2 separate regions of the Mus musculus genome follow, and region 2 is linked to region 1. A link is a loop called in an ENCODE intact Hi-C map of the cell type or tissue named here. Cell type or tissue: left cerebral cortex. All regions are shown on one strand. Links, peaks and the distances in the headings refer to the core of each region. The heading gives the core; the rest is flanking DNA. Region 1 overlaps Dennd5a (DENN/MADD domain containing 5A). Region 2 holds the start of Tmem9b (TMEM9 domain family, member B).

What was found. Hi-C counts contacts between places; a loop is a spot of excess contacts. Peaks named below come from ENCODE experiments on the same cell type or tissue, not always from the same donor. Only the 100,000 strongest peaks of a DNase experiment are listed, where the experiment ranks them.
Region 2: it touches region 1 in a loop (5-fold over the local background); 3 of 42 quality-filtered maps call a loop at or near these places.

The regions. Positions count from the first base shown.
Region 1 is chr7:109,889,002-109,897,333 of GRCm38, reverse strand. It overlaps Dennd5a (DENN/MADD domain containing 5A), which reads left to right. Exons shown (of 23, transcript NM_021494.1): 21 at 264-387; 22 at 923-1,091; 23 at 2,519-3,554. The coding sequence ends at 2,702. Among named protein-coding and RNA genes, the nearest start is that of Scube2, 27 kb to the right of the region's middle. In left cerebral cortex, for the core only: CTCF peaks have their summits at 4,572 and 7,750 (motif pointing left); DNase peaks (open chromatin) are centred at 999 and 4,573; H3K27ac peaks cover 217 bases.
Region 2 is chr7:109,748,644-109,756,975 of GRCm38, reverse strand. It overlaps Tmem9b (TMEM9 domain family, member B), which reads left to right and starts at 4,713. Exons shown (of 5, transcript NM_020050.1): 1 at 4,713-4,905; 2 at 6,872-6,963. The coding sequence starts at 4,798. It also overlaps the pseudogene 4930431P19Rik. In left cerebral cortex, for the core only: a CTCF peak has its summit at 4,281; DNase peaks (open chromatin) are centred at 2,347, 4,307 and 4,702; H3K4me3 peaks cover 2,619 bases; H3K27ac peaks cover 1,383 bases.

The sequences.
Region 1 (8,332 bases), core at 37-8,036:
ATTTGCTTGTGTCTATCCAAATGATGACTACACTGGCTTTGTGTGCCCTCCTGGGCAGTCTCCTGTGTGTGACTCCAATTCTATCACATGCCTTTCACCAGTTCTTCACTGAAAGAGTATGCCAGCCATTGTGGTTGGTGCTAGACAACAGACAAGAGCTGTTTGGTTTGCTTCCTCCTGGCCTGGCTCTGGTTTAAGGATGTAGTAGTGGTAGGGCAGCTCAGCTGAGACCTGCCTGTCATTTATCCTGTTTTCTCTCCTAGCGTGGCAGCCTGACACTGTTGCTCTGTGGAGAGTGTGGTCTCGTTTCAGCACTGGAACAAGCTTTTCAGCATGGATTTAAATCACCCCGGCTCTTCAAAAATGTCTTCATTTGGGATTTCCTGGGTGAGCTGGTCTAGGTTTGAAGAGTAGGAAAAGTATGTTGATATGGAGGTCTTTATATTCCATGTCATATGGGTTAGCTGTAGAAGCCAAATCAGGCAGCCCTTAGTTAGGTCTGCTATTTGTTTGCCCAGATTTTTTTGTAGGGAATAATGGGAGAGCACACCAACCCCATGCTCATGGGTATGACCCCTTAGCTCTGAAAACTTGGACCAAAAGAGTTTCTGAGCATCTCTCATCTAGAATAGGCTTAGCCCCAATTCCTCACCCTCTATTCCTATAGAACCAAAACAACAGTTGAGAGTATTGGATCCCAAACCCTGTGTGGAGAATTTTTATGCAGGAGACAGTCCTCAGAGTTTTCTTGTCCTTTCAGACAAGTGGAAAAGAGCATGCTCATGCTAAGGGCTACATAAATAAAATCTAAAACTTGCTTTGGTCTCCTGAAGTTGCTTGTGTGGGCTTGGAGAGTCCACAGCCCCTGGCCTGCAGGGCAGAGTTTGAGGAGCCATTGTCACAGCTTTTCTTCTCTTCACAGAGAAAGCACAAACCTATTATGAGACGTTAGAGCAGAATGACGTAGTTCCAGAAGAAAACTGGCACACACGGGCCCGCAATTTCTGCCGCTTTGTCACTGCAGTCAACAACACGCCCCGGAACATTGGCAAGGACGGCAAATTTCAGATGCTGGTGTGCCTGGGAGCCAGGTACTACAGGGCCAGAGTGTGCAGCAGCCAATATTCAGATGCTGCAATAGGGTGGGCACTGTCCTGCAGGGTGGGCACTGGCCATGGCCCTGCCTTGGAGGGCCCCTTTATGCCATTGATTTTTCTTATGTATCTTGTGTGTTTGTGGGACCTGGGAAGTAGAATGTGTATGATTAAGGAAGATGGAGGCCACATCTTGATGGGAAGGTTCAAAACCACCCTGTTGGGGACATTGGAAGTAAATATGTATAGTTATTTTTTCAGTAAACAATTGAATTTCAGGGGCCTTATGGAAAGTGGTAGGAAAGAAAGCTGAGCTGGGAAGTTTGCTGGTCATGTTTAAAAGTAAAATGTGTCAAACATTATCAAACTACCCCTCATAGGATGTGCGAAAACCCTAGAGAGGAGAGAGCCCCGAGAAAGCTTCCGGGAAGAGGAGGTGTTTCAGTGAGGCTTTAGTGGAAGGAAATGGCATGCAGAATGATGGGTCAGTGATAGGGAGCACGTTTAGAAGGAAGCGGGGGCTACAAGACCTGGGATGGAGAAAATTCCTTCTGTATTAGGGCTGCATTGTTTAATGAGAAGGCTGAGATAATGTGGAGCTGACATCATGGGTAATATGCATCGGAGTGGACAGCACTGAGAGAGTGGGAAGGCCACATAGACTAGAGGCATGGTATTCAGGCCGTGTGCAGGAGAGTTGGTGTGACAGTTAATACAGACTCTGAGCTGAGTACTATGTGGCTGTGCCCCCAGCTACTGGGGAGCTAAGGCAGGAGGATTGCTTGAACCTAGAAATACAAGGCCCATCATGAGCAACACAGTAAGAACTCCATCTCAACAACACAAAAGTAAGTAAGATGCTGGAGAGAGATGGCTCAACGGTTAAGATGACCCTTTCCTCTTGCAGAGGACACAGGTTGGGTTTACAGCACCCACATGGCTACTAACAAAAGTTCCAGAGGGTCCAACATTTTGTGCCGTTTGGTGGCATTGCATATAGGTGGTGCTGTCATGAAAACTAAACCTCTTGCAACAGCTGGCAGATGGGAAGTGTCACATGTTTTAGTACTTCTGGTGATGTTAGTGTGTGATGTTAGCTGTGGAGAAAAGAAATGTTTTGGACCTCTGTTTGATGGCGGGAGGAGTGCTCACGTCTGCCTAGTAACTGGTGTGTGCTAGGTTGTCTAGGGAGATGAAGGAGGTGGAGAAAGAGAGGCAGGTGACAGGGATAATTGTGTTGGGTTATTCCCAGGGCTGAGTGGTGGAAAGCAAGCTCCTTTAGAGGGAATTGGGGCTATGGGGGAGGGGTACAGCTTCTTCATCCTCTCACTAAGTTCAAGGATCCCCCCACCCCCAACTTGGCCTTGGCCTGTGTCTTTCTTTTCCCTTGCTTTGACCTACCTGGATCACTCCCACCCTACCAGAGATCACCTCCTGCACCACTGGATAGCCTTGCTGGCCGACTGCCCCATCACTGCGCACATGTATGAGGACGTGGCGCTGATCAAGGACCACACACTCGTCAATTCCTTGATCCGAGTGCTGCAGACCCTGCAAGAATTCAACATCACACTGGACACTTCCCTCGTTAAGGGCATTGACATCTGACCTCTGAGCACCAGCCAGCAGCAGGACCCAGAAAGACTCCCTGCAGCTCTGCCTCTTCATCCCAAAGGGACCTAAGCAAGTTGTGGGGGACAGAGAGGATATGTATACTTACTGTAAAAAGAAAACTAGAGGATTTTTGGAAAAAAAATAATCTATTTTAGAGTTTATTTGCTGACCTGCTTTTTACACACTTTCATGTGAAAGAGACAGAGAGGGGCAAGGTTGGCGCTGCTTGTTTTGAAGCTGGTGCCTCCCTTGCATGGCCGCACGCTGGGAGCCTGTGGCCTCCCAGACTGAGCCTGCAACAAGTGTGGGGCTGTTCCACATGCCGCCCCGTCACGGCGGTGAGGCCATTCCACATCGTTTTTAAACTAATGTTTTCTATATTAACATTATTCTGGCTATCTGGCTTTCACGGGCCACGCACAGGTGTGCGAGTGGGACATCCCATGCTCCAATCAAAGGGATTTTTAGCAGTGCCTCTGATCAAGCACTGCCAAGTCAGCTCCACATCCGTTTCCCCCCTTCCCCTTTTTTGTCAGTATTATTTGGGAAGGAGACATGCCAGGACAATGTCATTGTGCTACATGCAGAAAATCATGTTTCCTGTTGGCACAAAGTTGCACAGGAGTAAACATGAGCATGTTTAACAGGTTTGTCTTTTCTTCACCTATCTTATTTATTTAACCTGCCATTGTGTGTTTTAAGTATTTGTTTTTCTTTTCTTTTTTTCTTTAAGAGAAGGAAAGCTTGTCAGTCTAACTGGCTATGTTATTACTGTTCAATTTATGTTGTTTTGCAACTTAGAAACCAGCTACAGTATGGCCCACTTAATAAAACACCTGAAACAAATCTCACTGGTCACTGGCTTTCATGGGTGTGTGGGTTGTGGAGGTGTAGTGTGGCCTTCCTGAGGACCAAACTGTGCATCTCTCCCCAGCCGGCTGGGGTCTGGACTGTCTAGGACGCCCCTGAGGACTTAAGTCCGTGCACCTTCCCTATCTGGTGCCCAAGACTTTCAAAGCTAATTCAGTCAGCCAGTGAGGAGGAATGTGCAAAGGTTGTTCTCCCACCGCAGAGGGAGGAAAGCTGGCCAAGCTTACAAAGATTGTCACTTAATCGATGATACTGGGCCATTTCTTGAGAACGGTAGGAGACTGGGTGGGAACATAGAACACAGGTGGCCCTGTCTGCCCTCTGTTAACACATGCAGGTGTGTGTGTGTGTGTGTGTGTGTGTGTGTGTGTGTGTGTGGTGTAGAAGCCCTTTCTCTAGTGAAGGGTTTGCTCTGTCAGGTATAACAGTGGAAAAGCCTTGACCCTAGTAACCAGCTAAATTTTTCTTTTCTTTCTTTCTTTCTTTCTTTCTTTTTTTTTTTTTTTATTTCTGAGACTTCCATGTGTTGGGATTAAAGGCATTTGCCACCACACGTAGCTAAATTTTAATTTTTCAATCAGGCTCCTCTGGCAGAACGTTCCAGAAGTGGCTTAAACAAGTAGAACCCCTCAAACCCGGTGTTGTCCTCTTTTGTGTTCCTCTGGCTCTGCATGTAACTGCTCTCTCTGGTTCCCCTTGCCTGAAAATTGTGTACTGTTTACCTTAGGAGGCAGCTGCTATGATGTCTTCCCCAACCTCCTAGGCAGCTGTCATTGTCCTTGTGGCCCAACAGTTTCTTAGAATTTGGAAGACAATGCAGATATAGTTTCTTGGTTGTTTCGGCCAGCCCCATATTGGACCATCCCTGGGCTCTGAGCACTTACAGGGCAGGAAGGACCCCAGCACATGTCTGTCTTCTGTGAGCAGCTTGTGAGTGCACAGGATGTTTTTGCAAGAGATGAGGAGGAGGCTTCAGGAAAGCCACATTGTGGTGTCCTGCCGGCAGGGGGAGTGAGTGGGCTACAGACTGAGACCTCAGCTCCTTTGCAGGGAGAAGAGAGGAAGAGAGAAGAGGTTGGGCTGTGTCTCTGGAGTACAGAAGGAGAATTTTTGGTCCCCTAGAAAGGCTAGCATGATGTTCAGCTGTATGTCGTGAGCTTAAGCCTGGGCACACCTAACACCAGGGTTTTACACTCTGCAAAGCAAATGGAGATTTCCCCAGGGCTGGGAGGAAACCAAGGCCTGGAAAAGTTGAATTCCCAGGAAATACGGTTTTAGTCGTCATTGCTGTGATAAAAATAACTGACAAAAGCAGTTTAGGGGGAAAGGTTTATTCAGTTCAGTTGTAGTTACTGTGGAGAAGTTAAGGCCACAAGAGCTTGAAGTAATTCACATCCACGGTAATGAGAATGAATGAATGAATGAGTGAATTAGTGCATGCCAGTAATGAGCTCACTCCTTTTCATTCAGTATAGGATCCAGCCCATGAGATGGAGCCACCTATATTCTGGGTGAGTCTTTAACCTCAACTGAAATAAGAAAACCCTTCACAGGTCAACCGCATTATAGATCCCCTCACAGACTGTCTTCCCAGGTGATGCTAGGTTGTGTCAAGTTCACAGTTAAAACTAACCATCACAGTTCTTAGGAGCTAATAACCTGAGCCAGCTCTCGTCCTGTCTGTGGGATGAATGTGGGACAGGCTTAACTTCAGACAGCTGGCCACCGCTGTGGTTCTGCAAGACCAGATGTACAGCAGCCAGATGTCAGCTGTGCAATTTAGTGAGGGAGCTTGGGTCAGCCCTGAGCAGAGAGTGTTCCTGAGAAGGTGAGTGTGGACATGTTTCTTAAATTAGGGCTTTTCAGCTGCGAGTGTCCCTTTTTGTTGTGTTTTTAATCATCGTTGGAATGAGGAATGAAGTAAGAGAGCAGCCACATCCAGGAGCTCAAGATCTCAAGGACCCTGGAGTCAGCTGTGTCCTGCATGGGGCTTGCTCAGGCCTCTGTAGCAGCTCTGAGCAAGCTGGATTCTCTTTGCCCAGCTCACCATCCTGCCTGCCTTAGCATCTGCACCTGCTCTCATCCCAAGCTTCCGACACCAAGATTTCTGGGTAAGCAAGCAAGCAAGCAAGCAAGCAGATGAACTCAGTGAAGCACTAGAACGTGGGCACCTTGTAGTTAACACTCAGATTGAGACCTTTGCCAGCCCCAAATCCATGCTCCCTTCCCGCTACAGTCCAGTGGCTTCCCTGCCAACTGCTGCTAGATTTACTTTTTTTTCTTTTTTTTTTTTTTCAATTTAAAAATAATTAGGTCTGGAGAGATGGCTTAGCAGTTAAGAGCACTCGTTCTGACAAAGGACCCAGGTTCAGTTTCCAGCACCCACAGGGTGGTTCACAACCAGTTCCATGGGGTCCTATGCCCTCTTCTGACCTCCATGGGCACCAGGCATGTACATGGTGCACATAATATAAATGCAGGTGAAATTCTCACTATAGGAAATAATTCTTAAAAAGTAATTTTGTTTATGTGTGAGGGCGTGCATGCCACTTGTGTATGTGGAAGTCAGATGGTGGCAGCAGAGGCGATGGCCTTTGGTATGCGGGACTCTGTACCGTTGCCCCCCTTCTTCGTCAGCAGTGGCAATTCGTGTGCTCAGTGCATTTGCCCACGATGGCCAGTCTACTCTGTGTTTTGGTTTTTCTTTGTGACAGTGCTTTCTGGTATGAAACAAAGGCCTTCATGTTCTGTGTACTCTTAAGTGTCCACCACTACCACATCCCCTTGTGCCTCTATCAGATCTTCTTGTCTAAAACCAGCCAAACCTATTCTTTCCTGGGTTCTGGAAGTGATAGTCCTAGTTCAAAAGTCCTGGTCTAGGAGTGTGAAATAGTCTCCTGTGTGCCCCTCGCTCTGAGCAGGTGCATACCTGCAGCTCTGTAACTTGGGGAGAGGCTCTGGTCTTTCGAGATGACCATTAAATTGTCTGTCATGCAGCCACTGTCCCATTTTAGGCCCTCTACCTGGTTCATCAGCAGACAAGCTGGGGTAATATTTCTACCTTGGCAGGTCATAACAGTCCTGGTGTTGGGTCACTTGATGATCAAGAATGTAATCAAAAGGAGGGCCTAGTCATGTGACAGGAGCTATTTCTCAAAAATCTCTGCTACAGATGGCCCAGCTTCACTCTAGAGCCCAGGGGCCTTGCCTATTGGCTCTCTGGTGTTTACAGAGAGAGGTCCATGCTGTATGTCTCACATTTGCTGGTAGTTCCAGCACATAGGGCTTCTTACATCTTAAGAGCCCAGTGCCAGGCCATTACCCAGCCATCTGTGCCGCCTGGAGAGACCTTTTCCATTTGAGGCTTCACTGCAAGCTGGTGGCTTTCGATGTTTCCAGAGAGAGCTCCTAGGATTGCAATGTGTCCTCCAGAATCCAAGGAGGGCAGGGCTGCTTCCTTTCTAGAAACAATTTGCTTCCTTTTTTTTTTTTCCTTCATTTATTTTGGTGCTGAGGATTGAACCCAGGGTCTAGAGCATGCTTAGTGCATGCTCTTCCACAGTTTCTCCTGTTGCTATGGCTTTTACTTTGAAGGAGATGTCCTGGCAGAGGGTGACCACTGGATGCCTAAAACTCTTTATGTTCTCATCTATTCCACTGAAAGAAGAGGTTTGGACACAGTTGGCTTAGCATTAGAGCTGTGTTAACTCTTCTTTGCCTCAGCTATCATCCAGAGAGGTTGTGGCCATTTGGCCACATCATATTGATTACAATGATGTGACTGGGCAGGAAAGGCAAGCAGTAGCCAGTACCCAGTTTTTCAGAGCTGCAATCAAGATGTGTACTTAAGTGCACGCCTTTAATCCCAGCATGTGGGAGGCAGAGGCAGGCGGATTTCTGAATTCGAGGCCAGCCTGGTCTACAGAGTGAGTTCCAGGACAGCCAGGGCTACACAGAAAAACCCTGTCTTCAAAAACAAAAAGAATGAGGACAGTAAACCCTGTGAAGATGGGGGGAGCCTGAGAAGTCACAGAGGGCTTCCTGGAGAAGAGTGATATGCTCAGGTTCACATTTCAAGGAAGGAAGCATCCTGAGTAGAGGTCAAAGTAGTCAAAGAGGATGTGCAGATGTCTTGGATGAGCTGGGTGGTAGGGTAGTGCAGGGAGAATGGCTTGGTTGGATTGGATGTAGAGTGAGCAAACGAGCCCCCTGCTGGTATATCATCCAGCTGTTTGGAACGTGGTTTGGGGCTGGCTGACTTTGGAGAAGTCCCAAGAACTGCGGTTCTGTTCTTTCCTTTCACTGACCCTAAAAGTGAAGCTGGCAATTTCTGAAATTTCCTTCCGGTGGAGTAAGCAGGCCTTGAAAACTTCACCCTGGTCCTCTGTGGTCCTGAAGATCTCAGCTTCCTGAAGGTTAATTATAGGGTCTGACCTTTAATTCAAGCCGCCCAGGCTGACAATTGCAGCAGCCTCGGAACTCCAGTATTAATTCCCCTGAGCCTGGCACATAGCTCAAGCCAGATCCCTAGCTCCTGCTCCAGCAGTACAGCCTGTCCCTTGACCAAACTTTCCACCTTGCTTCAGGCTTTCTTCCTGATCCATCCTCTGTCCTCAGGAAGTGGTGCCATCTTCCCTACCCTTCAGGCCCCTCTGGCCAGGCAGCTCTTTGTACTTAGTGAGGATATCAATAGAATCTAAGCCACAGAGTGCCCCAGGGACAGGCTTTCTAGTAAGCGGTTAGAGGCTGGGGAG
Region 2 (8,332 bases), core at 92-8,091, 140 kb after region 1:
ACTATGAAGGGCAAGAGTATGTATGGTAAGGCACACTTATGTGGTTTCACAGAGTACAGAAAACCTCATATCAAAGGGGACTAAATAAAGGAAAACTGATAGGTGCACATGATAAAGTTCTAATTATGCCTTCTTTAAATTTGGAGATGGCTCCTCTTTGCCTTCCTAACTGTTGTCCAGAGAGAATTTTTCAGGTTTTACCAAGAGATGAGAACTCAGATCTGGTGGTAAAGTACCCTTGCCCTGTTAATCAAGAGGAATGGAATAGGGGCTGAGGATGTAACTTAGAGGGAAAAAGCTTGCTTAGCATATGCAAGCTCTGGGCTCAATTCCTAGCATGGCAAAAGAAATACAAAAAAGGAAAGCCTACTCATAGGGAAGCCAGGAGGGCAGAGAGGAAGGCGGATGCTCAAGTGAGTGCCAGCGTAGAAACAAAACAACTTTAAAGTGATCCTGGCCAGAAGTCTCTCCTCACCTAACCCAGTTCTCCAGGTCTGCCCTTTGCACTTTGGACCTCTTAGCCTCATCGCTCAGGGTTAGAAAGAAATCAAGCAAAGACTAAAGTAAGTACCTGTTATTCCCCAGACAACTAAATGAATTTCTTTCCCTCCCCTTTTCTTTTTCCCTGGTCCTCATATTAATGCTTGGATCTCCATCTCCAGGTCCAAAGATACTAAAATAAAGGTTGCTCTGCTCATAGGACCCACAAGCTTTTGGAAGGGGATGGGAGCATAAAGGTATATATGAAAACACAATTTTACCATAATAAAGTAAGTTAGAAAAGAGATCTGCAAAGCCACAGACATGTAGACTTGTAAAGGAAGGCTTTCCAGCATTAAAGATCCCGGGTCTACAGGAGCAGGAAACAGTCATAGATGTATAAGCTGGGCAGAGCAAGAGAAGTAAAGCCTTCTATTAAAGTCAGCTGAAATTATATTCATTTTGGCAGATATACTTCTCCCAAGCCCTTAGCTCTCTACCTGTCGCAGTGTCTTAGTTAGGGTTTTATTGCTGTGAAGAGACACCATGACCACAGCAACTCTTAAAGAGGACAACATTTAACTGGGGCTGGCTTACAGGCTCAGAAGTTCAGTCCATTATCATCATGGCAGGAAGCATGGCAGTGTGCAGGCAGACATGGTGCTGGAGGAACTGACCCAAAAGGCAGCAGGAGACTACAAGCCACACTGTACATAGTTTGAGCATATGAGATCTCAAAGCCCTCTCCTAGTGACACACTTCCTCCAAGGCCACACCTACTCCAAGAAGGCCACACCTCCTAATAGTGCTACTCCCTGTGGACCAAACATTTAGAGTCTATGGAAGGCCATCCCTACTCAAACCACCACACGAAGTTTCTCCCCATCACTGTTCTTTTATCTTAACCTGAATCTCCAGTCTATGGTCAGTTACACGTCAGTAATGGCTGCTCACTGTGCATTCTAGAACAAAAAATTTCTAATAGCCACATTGAGAAAGTTTTTTGTTTGTTTGGTTGTTTTTTTACTTTGCAAAGAATTTTACTAGCACATTTCAAATTTTATTCCCAGGCGTCTTAAGCTTATTTTGTCACAAGGAATTAATTGTATATAAACAAAACAAACAAGCAAACAAACAAAAACTGAAAAGAGCTGCGGTGTGCAGGGGGCTGGGCCTTAAAAAATATTAGACTTCTAGATTTTTTTTTTTTTTTTTTTGGTCTGTGTTTTGAGACAGCGTTTCCCTGGCTATCCTGTAGACTGGGCTGGCTCAAATTCACAGAGATCCACCTGCCTCTCATTCCCAATTGCTAGGATTAAAACTGTGTGTTACCGCCCCTGGCTAGAGATCTAGATTTTTATCAGATCCATAAACAAAAGAATTTCTAAACGCAGCCATGTATAAAATAGCAGCGCCTGTAACTTCTGCAAGTGTCAACTTCTTCAGAAGTCACCTTGATTCAGCTTGCCACGTTCTTAGAGGCGTCATCAAAATTCCCCAGGGATCTGGAACTATCATCTCGTTAGTAAGTAGCAAATGGTGCTTCTCCATCTAGACTGTTTGGGCGGCTTCAGCCAGTCTCTAGTCAGACTAGTCAGACTGCCTGCACCAAGCTGGTTTAGGATGCTGGGAAACATTTCTGTCAGCTGTTTTATCTCAGTGCGGCCTGGAATGGTGAAGGTGTTTGCTACCAGAGACGCCTGAACTTTAGAGTTGCTAAAATGGATCAGTTTCTTGGTTTTTAAACATGTTCACCTCTTCATTATCAGTTGCTAACTTCTTTAAGGAGAACTGCAGTTTTTATCATCGGCTGTGGCTGTCCTATGAACCACCTTCTTTCTGTGGGAGGTGCCTTTCCCAACAATGCAAACATGTGCCTGCAGATTGGCAAGTTTTTCCTGGTTCATGATTGTTTCATCTTGTTAGTGAAAATGGGGCTGTGTGGGAGGACTAGGGTTCGTGCTCAGGGGGTCCCAGGCAGACAAGCTGAGAGAAAGGACACACATGGAGACATGATCCAATACATTCAAAATATTTAAATTTTAACCACTATTTCAATTTTTAATTTTGCGTGTATGAGTGTTTCGAAAAATGTACACATGTGTACCATATGTGTCAGTGCCACTGGGAAACAGAAGAGCGGACCCAATCCCCTGGAACCAGAGTTACAGAAGGTTGTAAGCTGCCACGTGGATGGTGCAAACCAAACTTCAATCTTCTGCGAGAGCAGCAAGGGCTCACAACTGCTGAGTCAGCTCTGCAGCCCCAACTTTAATCAGTATTTTAAAATAAAAAGATTTTGTTTACCTTGTATTGACCTCGAAATACAGCATACAACACTCGATTTAGATTCCTCGCAATCAAATATTTGATTGCCACATGTAGCTCTAAAGCTCTGCCCATACTGAGTGTTATGTGGTCTTCTTCATTAAACAGATGAGGTGGGCCTGACTTGGTGGCCCATACCTGTAGTCAGTTATTAGGGAGCCTGAGGGAGGGGAATCTCTTGAGCCCACTAGTTTGAGACAGCATGGACAAAGAGAAGAAAATAACTGAAAATAACCCACCAGCCTGAGGCATTGCTGCAGTCCTTTATCTCTGTACCCCCCCCCCATCAAATCTCTGAAAAGAATTCTTTTTCTTTGTTTCTCCTTCTTCGTTTTCTTTCTTCCTCCTCCTCCTCCTCTTCCTCCTTCCTCATTTTCCTTCTCCTCCTCTTTCTCTTTCTCCTCCTTTTTGTGACACAGGGTCTCTCCATGTAGCCTGTCCTGGAACTCACTTTGTAGACCAGACTGGCCTTGTCTCAGAGATCTGCCTGCCTCTGGGATCAAAGGCATCCAACGAGCATTGGCTCTGAAAAGAATTTTGAAGGAGGGTTCCTATGCTTTATCTGAAGGACATGTCAGACATACAGCTCTAAACTGATCCAAACTGGCTACTAAGTCAGCTTTTAGCAATCAGATCTAAATACCTCACCAACAAATTTTATCCTGACAGCCCTGCGATTAGTAGGACACCCCTTAGAAGGACAATTATCCCCACTGTGACAGGATGATCTACAATACCTCACCAACAAATTTTATCCTGACAGCCCTGCGATTAGTAGGACACCCCTTAGAAGGACAATTATTCCCACTGTGACAGGATTGTCACAAGAACTGGTGCGAAAGCATCTAGTCCTTTGGGCTAGTTGCCATTTAGGACTAAAAAAGGGCTAAATACATTTAATGCAATAGCACTTTGTGTTAGATTCTAGTCTAGTATCGACAAGAATCACATAGCAGAAAAACGCTGCGAAATTTCTACCTGTAAATTAAGAAAGACATTTCCACCAACCAGGAAAGGACCACTTGAAGGGGCGGGGTGGGGGTGTCTTATAAGTAAAAATTGAAAATCATAAAACTTAATCCCCTTTTATTGAAAGGAAGTGATTTTCCCTTATGACATTCAGCAAATCCCTAAGGGCTGTGATGAGCACGCTGCATCCCTTTCTCTACCCCCAGAGTCTCTACTAAGTGGAAAAAATATTTTAATGAGCAGCTCTATGTTCTCTCCAGGGTGCTCCTGAAGTATCTACAGAAAAAGACACCCCATGGAGTAGGGTCTGCGCTCCCAGAACTGACTGAGAGGTCAACTGTTTTAAATAGGCACTGCCTCACAGGAGCTTGGCTCCTGGATTCTCCACCTCCAGGAGTCCTGGGCGGGGGATGCTCCAGGGGCGTCCGCATCTTGCAAAGCCTGACTTGAGCCAGCCCAGATTCGCCGCCGTGGCCCACTTCCCAGTCCTAGACTGGACCAAGGCTGTCAGCCCCTAGTGGAAGCCACACCCGCGTGGACAGCTCACAGTTACTGTTGGGAGCCGGGCAGGAGTCTGTGTCCTGGAGGCGCACGGACCGCAGGTTCGTACTGAAGCCCCGGTGCGGAGCCTCGAGCCTCCATCGCCGGGTGGGCTTCCGATCTAAGGACGCTCGGGCTCTTCTGGTCAGGTCTCCTGAACAGCACCCTCTCGGCCTTCGCAGTTCCCGGGGATGGGGTTCACCCGGCCTGCGGGACTAGATCCGCATGGCCTGCTCCCTTGGGGTGCAGGATTCGCCAGCTCTGGCCGGGGAAGACCCCCAGCCTTTAGTGCACCCCCGGGGCCGCGACCGTGGCGGGCCTTGTGCACCCGGAACCGTTTCCGGGGCGGAGGCTTTCTCGCAGCTGACCCGGCGCGGACGGTGACGCGCAGGCCCAGGCGGAAGTGCGGGCGGAGGATCCCGAGCCGGATCCCGAGCCGGGCGCGGGGCTCGGGGCTCGCAGGAGCGGCTGGCTCCCGCGATGGCGAGCCTATGGTGCGGAAACCTGCTGCGGCTGGGCTCGGGGCTCAGCATGTCCTGCCTGGCGCTGTCGGTGCTGCTGCTCGCGCAGCTGACAGGCGCCGCCAAGGTGAGTCCCGCCCCGCCCGGCTCCTGACAGGAGCTCCGCCCCTGCCTCTGGCCTGGCAGAAACTGGGGCTGACCACTTGCTCCCCACTCTCCGGTCTCCCAATCCGACAGCCAAATCCCCCCGACCCCGCTTCACAGCCCGGGCTGGCCCTCTCTAGAGCATCCTAAGCCTTAGCCCCAAACAGTGCCAGAGCGGGGTCTATAACCCTCTGCCTCTTGACATTTCCCTTCCCAGCCCCGACGGGACACACCCGGAACTTTCCAGCCCTGGGAGCTTTGAACTTTCCACCCTTAAACTTGGGCAGCTCTCAGCCCCCAATCCAAACGGTGGGAAACCCTCATCTCCCTGAAATCTTCTCTAGTAGGGACTAGCTCCCCTCACCCTCATCTCCCCGAAGTCTTCCCTACTAGGGACTAGCTCCTCTCAACTCATTGATAAGCAGATTCCCTTGCCATGGTGGGGGCTCGAATCTCATGGCAACTACCCGTTCCCAGAAGGACCTGTAGGGCCACCCCACTAGCCTGATACTCTCACCAAGATCCCCTCCAGGAAAACACACACACACACACACACACACACACACACCCCTCTTCTGATAATTTACTAGCCTAGGAGAGAGGTGACAGGAAGTTGTGTCCTATTCCTCACTGTGTTTCTAAACCTTTTGGTCCCCATATATTTTCTGGTGACCCAGAGCTGTTCTGGCCCAAGAAAACATGTGCTTTCCTCCCAGTGGGCTAACTAATTTTGGGGCAAAATAGAAAGACTCCACGGTGTAGTGGGAAATAGTGACACTGCATTTTTAAAAAGTTTTATAATATTTTTAAATGTTATAAAGGGCTGGGAAAGATAGGTCACAGGTAGGCAGGTGTTTTTGAGCAATTTGGTTTTTTTTTTTTTTTCAGTCTTTCTGGTGTCATCAGAAATAGGGACAGCAAAAAGTTTCCCAACTTTTGAAATACTTCTAGTATGGACTCTCTGTATGGATGTCAAACATTACCATTTTATGTAGTGTATCATGATATAAACATCCGTCTCCCCTTGATAGGATTTGTCCCAGGAAACAGGAGCTGTGTCTTTTGCTTCTCTGAGTCCTCCTCATTGAGCACAGGCTCTGGCACAGTGGTTACTGATACATTTAGGACCTGTCAACAGCTCTGCCAGACATTTCATTGTACCTAGGAGTGGTGGATATGTCTCAGTGGGGACTAATGAGCCACAGCCTTCTCGAATAAACAACCCTTTGCTGAGAAAGCATCTCTTGGATTTATGCAGCATTTAATGCCTGCTTGCTTTGCCTCCTGAAACTCGTATTGCTAGGAGTTGCTTTTCTTGTCAACCATGGATTGCCAGACAAGTTTCCTGGGGGACAATGGGAAGATTCAAACTACTTTCCCTTTTGACTTCCCTTCTAGCACTGGCTGAGTGCCCCTCAATCTTCATCCTGTTTATAGCTCACTCAGCCCCTTTTATCCATGCCCAGTGCCTTTCTCCCAAAAGGAAAAAGTTAGAAAAGAAGAAATTAGAAGAATTCTGACTCTCCTCACCCTATTGTGTTACAGATTGAATTGGCCTTATGCATGCTAAGCGTATGTGTTAGCACTGAGCTAAACCCATCCCCAGCCTACACCTGTGACTTGCTTATAAATAATCTTTAATTCCCTTCTCCCCAATCCCTTCATATCCGAATATCTCTTTGTAGGCCCTATTGCCTGTCATGATATGCTTTTCTAGTGGCAGGTAGATGATAATAACACAATTGATTGTCATGCAATTCATAAATGAGTTTAATAAGGCACAGATAGTGTCTTACAGATTTTAGGAACTTGTATCTCTCAAACCTAAATCTTTATAATGGTTTTAGAATATCTGACAGGGATACTTAGCAAAATGTACATGTGTAGATTTAAAAAAAATATTGACGATAAACTATAAAGAAGTTATAGTGTTTTCACTTTTATTGCAGAATTTTGAAGATGTGAGATGTAAATGCATCTGCCCTCCCTATAAAGAGAATCCTGGGCACATTTATAATAAGAATATATCTCAGAAAGATTGGTAAGTGTCTCGGACCAAGGTATCACCTGCTACATAAACCGTGGCTCCTACTGTTAACTCAGACTGTTCTTATGATGTCTCATTTTGTTCCTAAGCAGAAGTGTCAGATCTTAGACTGGGGTCCTGAGTGTCTGATACAAGTCTAAAGGAATACTGTAGCCTAAACAGAAAGCTCTAGGCCGGGGAGGTTTCATTTCAGATGGGACTGAGTTTATTGTACTAACTACCAATAGCTACTCTCTTGTGCCCTCTTAAACTTTGGTCAGGGATCTTTCTCCCTCTTTTCAGTGAAAGGCAAATTGAGCCTTCTTTATCTGATGTATAAATTTTTTTAATCACTTAAAATATTTGTGTGTGGTCATGTCCACAACGGGTATCTGTGGAGGTCAGAAGAGGATATTGAATTCTCTGGAGCCAGTGTGATAGCTGCTTGTAAGATGACCAACTCCGGTGCTGGGAACTGAACTCCTTCCTGTCCTCTGCAGCAGTAGCTAGCACACTTAACTAACCAAGCCATCTCTCCAGCTCCTGGTCTATAATTTTACAGCTCCTACTGTGAATGGGAGTAGGGGGTTGTTTGGTTTGGGGTTTGCTTTTGCTCTGTGTTTTGAGACAAGATCTTACTATGTAGCCCAGATCAGCCTGGCACTGTTTTGTATACCTGTTGGCTTCAAGCTCCTGCTCCTCTTGCCTCTACTCCCCAGGCACAGTTTGTAAGTTTTGAGGACAGAGTGCCAAATATTGGAGGCTCTATTTAAGTTTCAGAGACTCAGGGATGAAGGAGAATAAAGGCTGTGCGTCTGAGTCCCTGCTTTGGGGTGTGTCAGGTAGTTCTGGTAGCTCAGATTAGGCTGAGACCTGGATCTTTCCGGCCTTAGGCAATGAGGCCGGCCTGTGACGCCTGGGGTCCTGATTGACTAGCTGACCCGGAGAAGCCTTCTCAGTTTATCCCAGTGGACTAGGAATGCAGTTTTTCCTGTGAGTGCCCTGAAACAGGAGGCAGCAGGTTATACAGCAGGATGGATATCCTTTAGGTGGGACTGTGATGTTACGGCCACAGTGGAAGATTGATGGGAATAGCCCCAAATGATAAGTACTTTGGTGTGTGCATGATTTCAAGGCTCACAGGCAGCAGTGATTGGAAAGCAAGAGTAAATTTGTTCCATCACAAGTTCCCAAATTGACTCTGAGCTCACTTGCTTTCTCTGGTGCCGTTGTTTACTCTTCCTACAAATATGCATTTAGATTCAGGCTGTTTGGTGTGTTCTTGTGATCTTGTGGACATCTGTGTATCATTTTAAGGCATTTTTATATTACAAGGCAATTGGGGTATATTTTTAGTGGGTTTTGTACCAGCAGGTCACTTTCT